3 separate regions of the Homo sapiens genome follow, and all the other regions are linked to region 3. Evidence: chromatin loops called from intact Hi-C (ENCODE). Cell type or tissue: endothelial cell of umbilical vein. All regions are shown on one strand. Region 1 has its middle 2.7 kb from the start of LINC01819. Region 2 holds the start of LOC124907756 (a long non-coding RNA gene). Region 3 overlaps LOC105374570 (a long non-coding RNA gene).

Region 1 (5,000 bases), 90 kb after region 3:
GTAGAGGGGAGGCAGTATATACTGTGGAATGAATATAAGCTTTAGTCTTCCCTGACGCTAGAGTTAAATAAGTCCTGTGGGAAGCCCAGGCATTTCCAGGCCTCTTTCCTCCTGTCTCTGTCCTGCAAACACAAACACGGCCTGGCCCAGCATGGATAAGGTGAGTCCTGGGTCCACCGGCCAGTTATTCCTGACATATCCCCGTCCCAGGGCTGAGCTGACCCTTTGGCCCAGACAGGAGGCCCCAAGCTCGGGCTGGGCCGTGAGAGCTCCGGGAAACCTGGTTCCCACTTGGCCTGTGAGGCTGCCCTGGCCTCTCTTTCCTCTTCTTACCGATGGGAAGAATTTCTGGAAATGCGCTGGGCCAGTGACAATGAGGCAGGATGCCCTCCCCGCTCCCCAGACCAGCCTGGCTGAGAGACCCACCACCCCTCAGGGGCTGGGGCCCACAGAGGTAACCTGGCTAACCCCCTCCTGCCCTGTCACAAAGGGGAGGGCGGGCCAGCCCCTGCTCAGGCTCCCAGAGCCAGCTGGGAAGGAGGGCAAGCCCCTGGGCCATTTCCCAGAGGCCACATCCGTGCTGGGCCTGTCTGGCCTCCGGTGGCCCAGTCTTTCCCTCTTTCTTTTTTGCACTGGGACAGACAGCGGGGGGGAAGGACCCCCCACCCCCCAACACACACCAGGTGCTGGGATGCACCAGTGACCAAGGCAGCTCTGTCTCTGGGGCTCAGGATGAGGTCAGGGGGGGTCCCACATGTAACCTGGGAATGTCGATATAATGTTTTGAGGGCTTTGACAGACACTAGAGCCTCAAAAGCTCCAGTCTGGGAATGAGGAGGCCTTCCTGGGGACGCCCATTTATGAAGAAGCTTCCCTGGCTTCTGGGCCTAGAATCCACGAGGAAACCTTGCTTTCAAGGAGTTTCTGCTCCGTGTCCTCCTCCTCTCCACCTCTTTCTCTGCTTTCATTTCGTCGGACTGGCTGCGCCCCTACCTTTCTCTCTGAATCCATCACACCCCTCCCTGACTCCTGCCAGGCCATGGCAGAATTGCTGTTCCCAGGAAGGGTAGGTAAACGCTGGAGACGCAGCAGACCTTTCCCCACAGTACCCTGGCTTGGTGTCCACCCCTCTGCCATGGATGGCAGGAGGGACAGCCCCCCTACCCTGGCCGTACCTTTGCTCAGCCAGCTTCCCTTCTCGGTGACTCCATTACTGAGGCCACAGCCCATCACCCAGCCATCCTTCCTGGGGGAGGTTGGCCAGGAATTTTTGTACATTTATAAGTTTGTATTGTCTGAGGGGAAGCAGCCAAAAAAGAAAAGTTTTATCAGAGAATTGGACTTGGCTTTCCCTCAAAAGCCAATGGGGTTTCTGAGGAACGGATTTGAGGGGACACTAAGGCCTGGGGGGCAGGAAGGGCCTGGGAGTTCTGTGTCTCCCTTTAACTGGGGGCTCCCTGAGGAAGGGGCTGTGTTCCCACCTCAGAATGGGGGCTCTTTGAGGCCACAGCCATGTCCCTCAGTCTGAGCTGCTTGAGAGTCGGAGCCCTGCCTCTGCCCCGACTGGAGTGTGATGATCAGATGCCCCGCCCCACCCCTCAGGTCGAAGCAGGCACTGGGATCCCAAGGTGGTCCAAGGATGTTGCAGGGACCAGTGTTCCTTGGCCAAGGTTCTTTTAGTCCAAGATTCATCTCCCCGCCCCCAAACGCTCTCCTTTGCTCCCAGGTCTCCCAGAGTCTCTTGGGCCTTTGCTTTGGAGACTTCCTGCAAATTCCACAGCCTGGCCCCGGCCCCGGCCCTCTGGCCTGATCAGCCCAGGTTCTCCGGTCCGGCCACTCCTCTAGACCTTATTCTGTTTTTGTTTTTTGTTTGTTTGTTTGTTTTGTTTTGTTTTTAGACAGAGTCTTGCTGTGTCACCCAGGCTGGAGTGCAGTGGCACAATCTCGGCTCACTGCAACCTCCGCTTCCCCGGTTCAAGCAATTCTCCTGCCTCAGCCTCCCAAGCAGCTGGGATTACAAGCGTGTGCCACCACGCCCGGCTAATTTTTGTATTTTTAGAAGAGACAGGGTTTTGCCATGTAGGCCAGGCTGGTCTCGAACTCCTGACCTCAGGTGATCCACCTGCCTCGGCCTCCCAAAGTGCTGGGATTACAAGCATGAGCCACCGCGACTGGCCTAGCCCTGCTTATTCTCAAATTTCCTCCCCATCCCCCTACACACCGGTTGGTTTCTACCTCTAGCCTTTTCTTATGCCATCCCCTGGGCCTGAAGCACGCTTTCCATTTCTGCACTTAGCAGTTTTTATCATCGTTTCTGGCCCAAAACAAAGTCCTCCACCTCCCAGCAGCCTGCCCTGACTGCCCTACCCCATGCCAGCCTCACCTCTCTCCTCCCTCCCCGGAGTTCCCCTCAGAGCCATGCACCCATCACTTTATGGGGTCTGACACTTCCATGCTCAGTCCCATGCAACACACAAGCTGCTGGAGGAGGGGCAGGGGCAGAATGATGGATGAGGCTGCAGCGGCTTTGCTCCCTGCCGGGGCTGTGGTTAGATCTCCCCTCCAAGAAGCCTGATATTTTCCAGGAATTTCCTGAGGGGAGGGGGCCAAGTACTCTGGAATGAAAGCCAGCTGTGGGGTTGAGGCCTGAGGGTGGGGAAGGGGGCTCTGGGCTTCCTGGCTGAGTCAGCGGACCATTCCTAGGTAATTTATGGGCTGAGTCAGAGCTGTGGCAGTGGGGCGAGGGGTGGGGTTGGGAGAGCTCCCTGGTCTCTAGGCAGTCTGTGGAGGGGAGGGCAAGAGGACTGGCTGGAAGTAAGTCTGGCTGAGTCCAACACAGACCCCCTCTCCCCATCAGCCTCCCCACTGCTTGGAGCCTGTAAAAGCAGCAGCCAAGAGACGGAACCGTGGGGGATGGATGCAAGCTGGCAAAAGGGGAGAAGCCCCTGGCAGGCACTGGGGGCTCCTGAAGACAGAGGGGCACGCTGGCAGGGAGGGGCTTGGGCCAGCCTCAGGGCTAATTTGAGGGTAAAGAGAACTGCTAATTCCAGCACCTCAGCCTGGGTGCCCCCTCCCGCCCTTTTGTAGCAGGCCTGGCCTGGGCTGAAAAGCAGATCTGGGTTCTAATCTCCCTTCTGCATGGACCTGCGGGTGACACAAGCTTGGTGCCTTCTCCTCTCTGAACTTCAAGTCCTTACTTGGACAAGATGGCCTGGCTCCTCCCAGCCCTGGATTTGGGGATGCTCCGATGCTGCCTGGGAGCCCAGTCTGATCATGGTGGCCTGGAAATCAAGGCTAAGCGAAAGGAAAGCCTGAAAGAGCTGCACTCTAAGCACCACAGCAGGACTTGCCCCTGAATGGAGATGGGGCTGGGGCAGGAAGGTGGCAGGGAGGGGCTGGGCCCTGTGACTGTCACCTCCAGGTTGGAGGAGTGGGGAGGGAAAGGCAGGGCAGGGTGCGTTATCACACACACACTCACCCACATACACTCAAGCACACACCACAGAGTCCAAGGAAAACCTGTTTCTGTCCTAGCACTGAGCCAGGGATCCCACACAAAGATGGGTCCTGGCCAAGCGCAGTGGTTCACGCCTGTAATCCCAGCACTTTGGGAGGCCAAGGTGGGAGGACAACTTGAAGTCAGGAGTTTGAGACCAGCCTGGCCGACATGGTGAAACCTTGTCTCTACTAAAAATACAAAAATTAGCCAGGCATGGCAGTGCATGCCTGTAATCCCAGCTACTCAGGAGGCTGAGTCAAAAGAATCGCTTGAACCCAGGAGGCGGACGTTGCAGTAAGCCAAGATTGAGCCACTGCACTCCAGCCTGGGTGACAGAGTGAGACTCCGTCTCACAAAAAAAAAAAAAAAAAAAGAAAAGAAAAAGAGAAAGAATGGGTCCTGATGAAGTTCCTAGGAGGCTCCCTCCTGCTGACAGAGCACAGCAGGAGTGTCCCCCTGGGCGATGGGGCCCAGCTTTCCCATGTCATTCATGGGCATCTGTTGCATCATGATATCTGTTGCAGAATCATCCCATAGTGGCTTCCAAGCAGGGCGTTGCAGCTGAGACTGGCCCTGGTCTCAGCATCTTCGGAGAGGCCCCAGATTGATAAGTGTCTTGTTCTGAGTCATGGCTCAAAGTCCCCATGACAGACAGGAATCCCTATCAGCATGGTAGATTTCATAAACCCCAAATTAGGGCATGAGATCTGAAAAAGAATCTGGGGGATTTGTGATAACATGTGAGGGCATACAAATAAGGACTCTTACTTGCTCAAGACTAACAAACTGCATGTCTTGACAAGAGTAGCCAAGATGAAATCAAATGTAGACAGGAGGGTTCTGAACACACGTGGGGTCACTGGTGTGGCTTGGCCCGGGACTACCCCTCTCCCCCTCATCACCCAAATCCACCAGAGCCTTCTAGAGGAAGCATTCTCCCCACTGGTGGCGTGGTGGGGCCAGGGCCTCGACAGGGACTGTTGTAATCATCCAGGTGGGAAATGACAGAGAGGTGGTGAGAGGCGGGTGGGCTCTGGAAGAAGTTGGAATCCTGCTGACAAGATGCTCCAGTGGTTTGGACATGGGTCTGAAAAACTCCAGGACGGCTATCCAAGGTTTCGGCCTCAGTGAATGAAGGGATGGGGTTGCCACTGACTGAGGAAGAGAATGTATTCTATTGCATATTTAATTAATTACTTTGATGTGAAAAGTCCAAATAACAACTATGTCTGGAACTGAGCAGGGCATCCGTGGGACCACCGCCCACAGGCACCCAGGGCTTATGGCACCACCCACCCCCGTCGTGGGAGGCCCCAGAGACCCCGGCAGAGAAAGAGGGAGGCTCACCCTCTTGCTGTGGTGTGTGTGGGAGGGGCAGTGTGAAAAGGTCTGGCCCACCTGAGTCCCCTGGGCTGGTAGGAGAACTGGGGCCGGGCAGGGGGTGGTGTTGGAACAGGAGGGGTGGTGTGTGAGCCTCTGTGGGCAAAGACCCACCGTGGCC
Region 2 (5,000 bases), 57 kb after region 3:
CAGCTCGATGGATAGCCACATGTGTGTCTAGACCCATGGAAACACCAGATCAAGATTTGAAACACTTCTAGCTCCAAAGCTGGTTCCCTTGTGCCCCTCTCCAGTCAATACCATCCCTAGTGGTGACTGCTAGTCTGACTTCTGACATCCTAGATTCATTTAACCTGTTCTTGACCTTCATACAAATGGTATCAAACAGTCTGTCTATGTCCAGCTTATTTTACTCAATATAATGCGTGGGAGATTCACCCATGCAGTTGTGTGTAGCAGATGCTTTTTGTTGTTGTGTTCTAATCACTGTGTAGTGTTCCATTATATGAGTATGCCACGATTTGTTTAGCTCCCCTGCTGATGGATATTTGGGTGTTCTAGTTTGAGGTACTATGAATAAAGCATTCATGTGCATACCTAGTCATGCACACATGCATTCATTTCTCTTGGGTGGACAAGTAGGAGTGGAATTCCTGGGAGGCTTGAGGTTTTTTTAACTTAAAAATTTATTTTGAGACAGAGTCTCTCTGCCTCCCAGGCTGGAGTGCAATGGCGTGATCTCAGTTAACTGCAACTTCTGCCTCCAGGGTTCAAACCATTCTCCTGCCTCAGCCTCCTGAGTAGCTGGGACTACAGGCATGCAGCACCATGCCTGGCTAATTTTTGTATTTTTAGTAGAGGCGGGGTTTCACCATGTTGGCCAGGCTGGTCTCAAACTCCTGACCTCAGGTGATCTGCCCACCTTGGCCTCCCAAAGTGCTGGGATTACAGGCGTGAGCTACCACGCCTGGCCAGGAGACTTGGAGTTTTAAGAGGTCAAGTCCGTCCTTCTCACTGGCCAGGCTTTGGGACATAATAGTGTTAATGAAATAGTTGTCCCCACCTCCCAGTGCCCTCCCCGTTCCAGGTGCAGCTTCTTGGGAAGGTCAGGTGCTCTTTCATACTGTTGGCTATAAGGAATGGAAAGACCCATCCTAGAGGGCTCATGCCTTTAAAGAGCCACTTGAGACCGGGCATGGTGGCTCACACCTATAATCCCAGCACTCTGAGAGGCCAAGGCAGGCAGATTGCTTGACTCCAAGAGTTCAAGACCAGTTTGGGCAACATGGTGAAACCCCATCTCTACAAAAAATACAAAAATTAGCAGGGTGTGGTGGCATATGCCTTAGTCCCAGCCACTCAGGAGGCTGAAGTGGGAGGATCGCTTAAGCCCGGAGGTGGAGGCTGCAGTAAGCCATGTTCACACCATTGCACTCAAGCGTGAGTGACAGAGTGAGACCCTGTCTCAAAACAGACAAAGAAAGAAACATAAAGAGCCACTTGAAGAGGCCTGAAATGCTACGGAGGGAGTTGCGGGCTCTTCTTCAAGGCCTGGTAGGAAGGTCAGGAAAGCATGGGGCCTGGGGCAGCAAGGCAGGAAGGATGCAATTGCACAAGGTGCTGGAGGCAACTGAAGCTCCAGGTTAGTGACCTGTCCAAAGCCACATGGCCAGTATGTGGCCAGCAGGGATGTCAACTCAGGTGAGTCTTCCTCTAGCCCAGAGTTCTTCTGACCACACAAAGACTGCCCTCTCTGTGGGGAGGAATGTAGAGATAGTCAGGGCTCAGCATTATGGACCTGCTGGGTGCTCTGCCCTGAGATCAGCCTCCAGGCAGTTCTTTCTTGGGATCTTCACCCCTGCCTGGCCACCAGCCATGCCTCTGGCCCAGTCCCCTCCCAGGGAGACATTTGCAGGCCTTGAATAGCCTGAGTCATGGCTGTGAGCTGGAGGAGAGAGAGAGAGAGACAGAGCCTGGGGGCTGGTATCATCCAAGACCCCATGCCAGGACCTTCCAGTGAGCCAGCCATGGATGAGTGGGGGCAGCACACAGAGAACATTCCTGGAAAACAATTTGCCTTTAGTAACCCTCTCAGGCTTTCTTGGCCATACCAACACATTTGGTCTCAGGTTGGCAAGGCCTGGGATGGCTGTGAGCATCTGGTGAGGCCTTAGTGGGTCAGGGGGAATGCTGCTTTGGCCTCCTGGGAACTGCCAACGGGCATCTCCACTGGAAGGTCCTGGATGGTACCTTCATGATGCAGTTCATGGTGTGAAGACTTCAGGCTGCAGAATTAGCGATTCACTGACTTTATTCCAGAGAGGGAGAGAGCCCAGATATATATGTATGCATGTAAGTGTGTATGTCTGAGTAATAATGTGTGTGTGGGTGCATGCATCTATGACTTAGACATTCATTCATTCATTCAATCATTCTGCAAATATTTACTGTTGCCTATTATGTGCCATGGGAGATTCCACAGTAAATAAAAGAGGCAAGGTCCCTGTCCTCAAAGGTGTTATTAGACCCAGAGCACACATCTCCATGTGATGCGTGTGTACATAAAGGAACATGTGGCTGCCTGTGTGTGTGTCTGAAGAGAGGTCTGAATATCTGAGTTTCTGAGTATGTGTGTGTCTAAACATATGAGTCTGAGCATGTGTGTGTGAAGGGGAGAGAATTACTCATCCACTTAGAAAGGCCTCTCCCAGAGCAGTTATATTTTCATAAATAAAAATAATCAGATAATGAGTTCATTTCCGATCTCAAGTTTGATGCCAACATTCCAGTGAAACAAGACTCGCTGGCGGGCTGGCTGCACTCTGTGTGGCTTGGATTAGCTGGGGAAAGTGCAGAGGCCAGACCTGCCACTTGCAGGCTGTAGGGAGTAGAGGAGGAAGAGAGGGTGGCCTACAACCAAAGGACTGACAGCATGTGTCTGGGGCTGAGTAGCCCCTCACCCTTACACAGGTATCAGCAGACAACACTCAGGAGTAAGTTCGGGCCTTATACCCCCAACAGCCTGTGTAAGGCCTGAACTTCCTCCATTCACTCCTTGGAACCAGTGATGGACAGAGTCTGTGCTGCTTTGTAAATGCAGATGGCCCCAGAAAAGATGGCCCACTGAGCTGCCATGAATCATGGAAGGCTCAGTGAATGACCCTTTCCCTGGGCACCCAGGCCAGAGCTCAGGGATGCCTGCTGGGAGAACAGTAGCAGGGTACAGAGAGAGGTTGTGACTAGATCCCCTAGGGGAGAGGGATAGAGGCCACAGGCAGACTACAGCCCCTGCTTCTGCTTGGATTGACATTCAAGGAGTCAAGTTAATGCCTCAGTTCGGCATTCATGGTCTTGGACAATGGTTTTCCCAAATGGATCTGGGCTCTCCTGGTCCACCTCCCCTCACCCATGCTCCTGCCAGACACAACCATCTTCTACTTGGCCCTCTCTGCCTTTGCTTAGGCTATTCCTTCTTGGAATGCTTTTCCCCAACTCTGCATGCCCAAATGGATCAGGTCTTGAAGATCCAAATGTGGCCCCCTTCATGCAGTCTTCCCTAATTCTGCCAGCTAGGAATGCTTTCTCACATTCAGTGGTGACCGCCTTTTAACAGTGTCCTCCTTTTCCTCCTGGACTCCAAGTTCCAAGAGGGCAGGATCTGTGCCTCCCTCAGCTGATTTTCCTCCACAAGTCCTAGCCAGCCTGAAGATGGGGCTGCTCCTGCAAGCTGGTCAGAAAGGTGAACGGAGCTGGAGTCAGTAGCAACTGTAGGTGGACCTGGGGGGAACCAGTCAAGGTTGTGCCTTGAGATATGCCCCTGCTCTGAATTTGAGACCTAATGCCAGACAGGAGTGCCCTGGAGTTAGATAGGGGCTTGGAAAAGGGCACTAAGGGGAGAGGGATGGGGAAAGGAGAGGGGCTTTTCCTAGGAGGCACGACTTGGACCCCAAAGCGAGACATCTGTGAGATGTCAGGGTACTACACTGGGGGGCTGGGGTGGAGGATTGTGGGGATAATCAATTCAGAGGCACAGGCTGATTTTCTGCAAGTAAGGAAGAGGAGTCCACAGAGGTTGTCTGTCCATCCATCCATCTGTCCATTCTTCCATCTGTCCATTTCACTATGTACTTACCTGTTCATGCATTCAACAAGCAGCATTGAGCCTCTCCTGTATGCCGAAGCCTTGTGGAGCTTTACATACATTATTTCATCTACTCACAACAGCTGCGTGAGGAACGTATCTCAGAGGAGGAGGCTGAGCCTCAGAGAAGTTGAAGGCAACGTTCAGGGTCACAGTCCAATGTCCACGCTGCTTCTCCAAAACCCGAGCTCTTCCCACGCCAGCAAAGAACAAATGGCTTATTTCTCAGCCTCTCCCTGGCTTCAGGCTGAGCTAGATCATGGCCCTTGGGCAATATGATTAAGCCTTTTTCTTGTCTGGGAAGTTCAGCCTGTGTCTCCACCCAGGGGCCCCAGACACAATTTGGCCATCAGCCAGCTGTCTTTATCCTCTAACATCTTTGCTGACAAGACCACTTCTAGGGGCAAGCTCCTAACCCAAGGAGCAAAGCTTCACCAGTGGAATTTTTAACAGAGAGAGAAGCTTTTTTGGGCAGGCACCCTCTTACTTTGCCAAGAGGGAGGATAATCCTGGCAAGAGGGTCCAGCATGACAGAAAGAGCTGCAAGTGTTGTCAAAAATCACCTGGGAGGTTGCTGTAAATGCATATTCTGGGGCCCCATCCCTATACAGTTCAGTTAAATAATCTGGGATGGGCACAGAAGTCTGAATTTTTTTTTTTTTTTTTTTTTTTTTTGAGACGGAGTCTCGCTCTGTCGCCCAGGCTGGAGTGCAGCGGCGGGATCTCGGCTCACTGCAAGCTCCGCCTCCCGGGTTCACGCCATTCTCCTGCCTCAGCCTCCCGAGTAGCTGGGACTACAGGCGCCCGCCACTACGCCCGGCTAATTTTTTGTATTTTTAGTAGAGACGGGGTTTCACCGTTTTAGCCGGGATGGTCTCGATCTCCTGACCTCGTGATCCGCCCGCCTCGGCCTCCCAAAGTGCTGGGATTACAGGCGTGAGCCACCGCGCCCAGCCCAGAAGTCTGAATTTTTAACAAGCCCCAAAGGTTGTTGACGTGCGTTGTCAGAGGACTCACAAGAAATGGGCACGAAACAGGACTTCCCTTA
Region 3 (5,000 bases):
CTTGCACACACATGTGGACAGACAGGTGGTCCCCCAGGCTGGCTGTCCTTAGACCTCAGGCCCAGGAGCTGTGCACCTATCTATACTAGGCCTTGTTGCAGGGGAAGAGGGGCGGCAGAGGAAGTGGCTGCGGGCGCCCTTCCTAGCGTCTGAACTTCCACCTTTAGTGTTTGTGCCCGACACATGGGCGCCCAGCTTTGTTTGTCAGTTCTTTCCTTTGAGGGAAGCGTTATTTCTTTTGCCTTCTCATGTCAAAACCACATCCCTGCGGGAGGGTTTCACATTCAGCCCTTAGTGGTGTTGAGCTTGTCTGCCCAGGCCTCCCTCACGCGCACACCATGTGGCCAGTCCTGGGGAGCATGCCGGTCCCCTGCTCAGAAACCTGCTGCTGCCCAGGGCCTACCAGGTCCAGCCCCGCACTCAGACCCAGTGCTCGAGGCCCTGCCCTGCCGCCTTCCCTACCCCAGGCATCCTGCTTTGCGGGCAGATGTGTGGCCTTGAGCCAGGTGTCCAGGTTCAATGCCAGCACTGTATGACTGGCAAGTCACTTAGCCTCTTTGTGCCCAGGTTCTCTTCCTCGCAGAACTATTGTGAGAGTTAAGTAGGTTCACATATGCAAAGTGCTTAGCACAGCACCTACTGTGCAGGTAAGGTGTCAATTAATATTAGCTGCCATGATGATCATTTCCTGCCTCAAAGTCAGGAGGGCCTGAGAAATGGCTTTGTCAGGGCTTTGCAGCCCAGCTCTGGCCTCCCAGACTGAGCCAGCTGCTTCCAGGTCACCTGGGAGCTTGTTGGAGACTCAGAGTCCCAAGCCGCTCTAGGGGTTGTGACACAGCAGCTGTGGGCTGGGCTGGGGTGGTGGGGCTGGGGGCCTCACACCTGGGCCTGCAGGCATCTGTGGGACAGGAATCCCCTGCAAGGCCCTTCCCCAGCCTCAGGCTGGTCCACCCACCCGAGTCTTTCCAATTCTGCTTCTCCAGATCCCCTGTGCCTTGCAAGGTTCCTGTCCTGCAGGAAGTAGGCCCACAAACCCTGCCGCCGACACCCCACAACCCCTCCTTCCTGGAGCCTCAGTTTCCTCAAGTATGAAAGGGGATAAAAAATGCCCACATCTCAGGATTAACATCAAGCAAGGTCTTAGATGAAAAGCACCTGGCCCATGGCAGCCGAGAAGGCTAGTTATTATTACTGCTATTGGTGTTATTGCCCGCACCCTGCACCTGCTGAGCACCTGCATGTTCCTCTGGGTTCCCGGCAGGGTCTAAATGCCTAAACTCACATCAGGTGTTAGGGAAGTTGTGTTGACCAGGGTGGACTCTGATTAACCTTCCACCTCCTTGCCTTGGGCTCTTGGAGCTGAGAGGGAGCACCATGGCTGGAGTCTGAGTGTGGCTGGCCCTCACTCAAAACAGCCTGAGTGAAGGAGGAAGGAAGAGAGGTTGAACTGAGTGGCTTGGGCCCCAAAGGATGTTGAAAGCTAGGCCGCGGAGTGACAGTTCTTGGGGGCCCCACTGTAGCTCCCTGCCCGCCCCACCGGCTGCTGTCAGTGGGAAGTGCACAGGCCCGGGGTGGGTAGAGGTAGGGTCCCAGCCTGGGCCAGCTCCCCGGGCCCTGCCACTGCAGACCTGGGCAGCCACCAGAGCTTTGCGTCTTGGGGTCAGCATTGCCTTCTCCAGGCTCCTCCAGTGGAAGCCGCCTCCTCACCGCACCCCCAGGCCCCACCTCGCCCCACCTCACCCCACCTCGCCCCACCTCACCCCACCTCGCCCCACCTCACCCCACCTCGCCCCACCTCACCTAGGCGCAGCCCCAGAAAATATCTATGAAGCACTCACTTCATAGATAGCACCTGTGCCAGGTGGTTTCAGTTCCACAACCTCATTTAATCCTCCACAATTCCCTGACATTTTATAGGAAAGAAAACTGGCTCAGAGAGGCTGAGTAACCTGCTCAAGATGACACAGCTTGTGGGTGGCTGAGTTGGCCTTCCAACCCAGATTCCTGTCATGTTCCTCAAGCCGACAGGTGGGTGAATTTGTGCTGGAAGAGACTATGCGACTAGGCCTCTTGTTTGTTGGGGGAAGAAATAGACACCCTGCACTGGGAATTGAGCGCCCCAGGCCATGCCGCAGGCTCCTGGCAGAACCAGGACGGGTTATAGAAACTTCTTTTGGCATTGGGTGCCAATGGGAGGGGCTCTGCCGGGAAGGCTTCCTCCTTTGCTGCCTCCAGGTCTCCCCTCAGAGGCCACCTCCCCACAGAGAAGCCTTTCTGGCAGTCCTAGCTGAAGTAGGGCACTATCACCCTCTATCCTGGGCTGGCTTTAGTTTTCTTTGTAGCACTTATTGTCACTTGCAGTTTTATGTATCCAATTATTTATTTATTGGTTCTCCCCCATGCTAGAATATGAACTCCATGAGCTCCAGGAGGGTCTGTCTTGTTCCCTTGCCTAGAATAGTACCTTGCACAAACGCCACAATTTTTTTGTGGAATGAATGAATGAGAGTGTCAGGTGATAAAGAAGCAAGCATACATGGGGGAAAGTTTGGTGTGATAATTCTGGTGGAGGAGGGAACTGAGAAGTAATTTACAAAAGGGAAGGGGCAGGGCCACTGTGGACAGCCATAGCATCTGGCACGAAGACTGCCAAGTGAATGGTGCCCCCTGCAGTTGGACAGTTCTCAACTTGGACAACAGTCCATGGTGCCCTTAAGGGTGGGAAGGGACCATCCCCTCAGCAGGGACTGAGGGAGAAGGGAGCCATGAATGGGGCAGGTCTGCAGGTGCCCTCAGCGGGAGGAACAGGCTGTTCCCTCTGTAAGGACGCCACGTGGTTGCGGTTAGCAGTTTGCCATCCGGTGTTGTCTCCACAGACAGTTGTCCAACCAGGGAGGGGGCTACTGCTCTGCTGTGAGCAATCGCTAGTACCTGGAGCACCCAGCAGGCTTCGGGCAGGAAAATCACCTGACACACCCCACAAACACACACCAAACACTGTGGACAAAGATAATCGCACAGGCAGAGGGGGGCTGTTTCCTGAGCCAGCCCCGGGCTCAGAGGTGGAGGACACTGTGTACTGAGGTCTCTCCCCTGAGCAGGGGCCTCGGTGAGGAACTTGTCACAGCTCTGTGGCCTGCCCCCCTTCCTCCTCCCCAGCCCCACAGGCTGGGCACAACAACAATCACCTGGCGATCGCAGGCCGTCTTCAGTGAGTCACCCTGCCCACAGTGAGCCTGGCTGGACGATGTTATCAGCTCCCCTGCTTACTTAATTCCTTGGGTGACATCACCACCGCCTCCGTCTTCTCCTTCTCGGCACTGTAGCCTGCAGCCTGGCATATCCTGGAAGGGAAGGCGGTGGAGGTCTCTTGCCAGAAACTACCAGGGCAGGTAAATTGGAACCTTCAGTTCCTTGACCTTTAGCCCCAAGGGGCTTGCCCTAGTTTCTTGCTTTGCACACAGGGGCCTCAGTTTACCTCCCAGGAGATGCTGTCTGCAGTGAAGCCCTGGGAAACACATGGCACCTCTACTCTGTGCTCATTCCCTCTCTCCTTGTGCAGAGGGGGTTTCCTGTTGGACAGAGGCCAAGCTGCTTGCCCTTCAATGTGTCCAAGTTTATCCTGGGGTTGTACCCCCAAGTCCAGCCTAAGTTCTGTCTCGCGTGGACACAGCTGCCTCCGAGCCTCTGTGATGGGCCTTTGGGTTCCCAGGCTCTCCCAGGCTCAGATGGGGCAGCCCTGCTGGCCTTCTACCCGCCTCTGTGTCCGGCCACCATGACCTGGGACTCAGCCCCTCACCTCCTGGGAGCCCAGGCCAGCCCTTCCCCGCCACAGCCTAGCATTCCCTTTTGCGTCCCCTCACCTTCACCCTTGCCAATACCGACCTGCAGGCCCAGTGGCACATGGGAAGTGCTGTAGGGTCAGTATAGCAATGACAGAAGTGACTGGAGATGTGTGTGGTTCCCTTTCAGCCTGGCCTCCTCCTCTGCATCCCAGTGGGATGAGGGAGGGGATTAGTTCCTCTCTCTGAATTGTCCTACTCTACCCCCTCCCCACCATTTGAGCGGGACAGCAGAGAGGGGAGACTGAGAGGCCCCAGGGAGGGGCTGAGCACAGGCCTCTCTGGCTGGACCTCGGTCTGTGATGGGAAGCTGCCCAAGCCTGGCATGTGAGGGAGGCAGCCAGGGGAAGCCGGTGGGGCTGGGCAGGGACAAGAGGCAACCCTCTGAGCTGCCAGACAGCTTCCTCTATGACCCTCAGGGGACGGTTCCTCCAATGGCACTGCCAGAGGCTGGGGAAAGAGGTGTCTAAACACCAGTCACTTTTGCTCTAGTTATTTGACCAAAACGAATTGTTCCTTAGAAGGAAAAAGAAAAAAACAAAACCACGAAACCCAAAAAACCTCACCATTGATGTCATGCCGATCACCCCGTGGGCTGATAAACAAGTCCTGGAGCAGATAGCATCCCTGGGCAGGGTGAGCACCCCCCACTGCACCCTTCCTACGGGAAGCTCATCGGAGGTCGGCCTCGCCACTCTGCACACAAACACTGCTGCCCCCTCCACATCCTGGAATGCTGTAGAATGCTGTTCCAACCTTCTGGAGTGGGGGGCCCCAGAGAGAGGTCAGAGCAAGCCTGGGCTCCTCCCCACACATGCCACTCTCACTGGACTGATGTTTCCTCACCTGTTGAGTGGAGGAGTGATAGAGGTATTAAGTATGAAGGTTCTTGGAAGTGTTCACTGGCCAGCCAAGAGGCTGGGGCCCTGCAGAGAAGGGAAAGGGGAGAGGGAACATTTCAGAGAAGAGATCCCACCTCAATGATTTAAGGTCAGTTGACAACATCTGGCCTCAGAGCTGATAGGGTCCCTTTAAGTCCTGAGCTGAGTTCTTATGAATGCTTCTAGGGAACTGCACGCCTTGAGAGTGATTGGCACCATTGCTGAACTCGGCCTGTGGTCTGCTCAGACCCTTGGCTCCTTCTCCAAGTTCTAGAAT

The links. Peaks named below come from ENCODE experiments on the same cell type or tissue, not always from the same donor. Only the 100,000 strongest peaks of a DNase experiment are listed, where the experiment ranks them.
Region 1: it touches region 3 in a loop (2.2-fold over the local background); 8 of 110 quality-filtered maps call a loop at or near these places.
Region 2: it touches region 3 in a loop (4-fold over the local background); 5 of 110 quality-filtered maps call a loop at or near these places.

Annotation. Positions count from the first base shown.
Region 1 is chr2:43,039,731-43,044,730 of GRCh38, reverse strand. No RefSeq gene overlaps it. Among named protein-coding and RNA genes, the nearest start is that of LINC01819, 2.7 kb to the right of the region's middle. RefSeq lists enhancers at 902-1,843, 2,487-2,781, 1,844-2,785, 2,786-3,728. In endothelial cell of umbilical vein, no CTCF peak of the experiment used is centred here; DNase peaks (open chromatin) are centred at 290 and 2,640; H3K27ac peaks cover 838 bases.
Region 2 is chr2:43,072,797-43,077,796 of GRCh38, reverse strand. All of the region lies in intron 2 of LOC107985876, which reads left to right. It overlaps LOC124907756 (a long non-coding RNA gene), which reads right to left and starts at 4,168. Exons shown (of 2, transcript XR_007086299.1): 1 at 3,944-4,168. In endothelial cell of umbilical vein, no CTCF peak of the experiment used is centred here; DNase peaks (open chromatin) are centred at 1,716 and 2,576; H3K27ac peaks cover 2,410 bases.
Region 3 is chr2:43,129,398-43,134,397 of GRCh38, reverse strand. LOC105374570 (a long non-coding RNA gene) reads right to left here. Exons shown (of 3, transcript XR_940018.3): 2 at 4,409-4,768; 3 at 2,024-3,344. Among named protein-coding and RNA genes, the nearest start is that of LINC02580, 29 kb to the right of the region's middle. RefSeq lists enhancers at 20-89, 1-362, 530-579, 363-1,126, 3,225-3,284 and a silencer at 2,685-2,734. In endothelial cell of umbilical vein, a CTCF peak has its summit at 2,673 (motif pointing left); DNase peaks (open chromatin) are centred at 2,667 and 3,227; H3K27ac peaks cover 444 bases.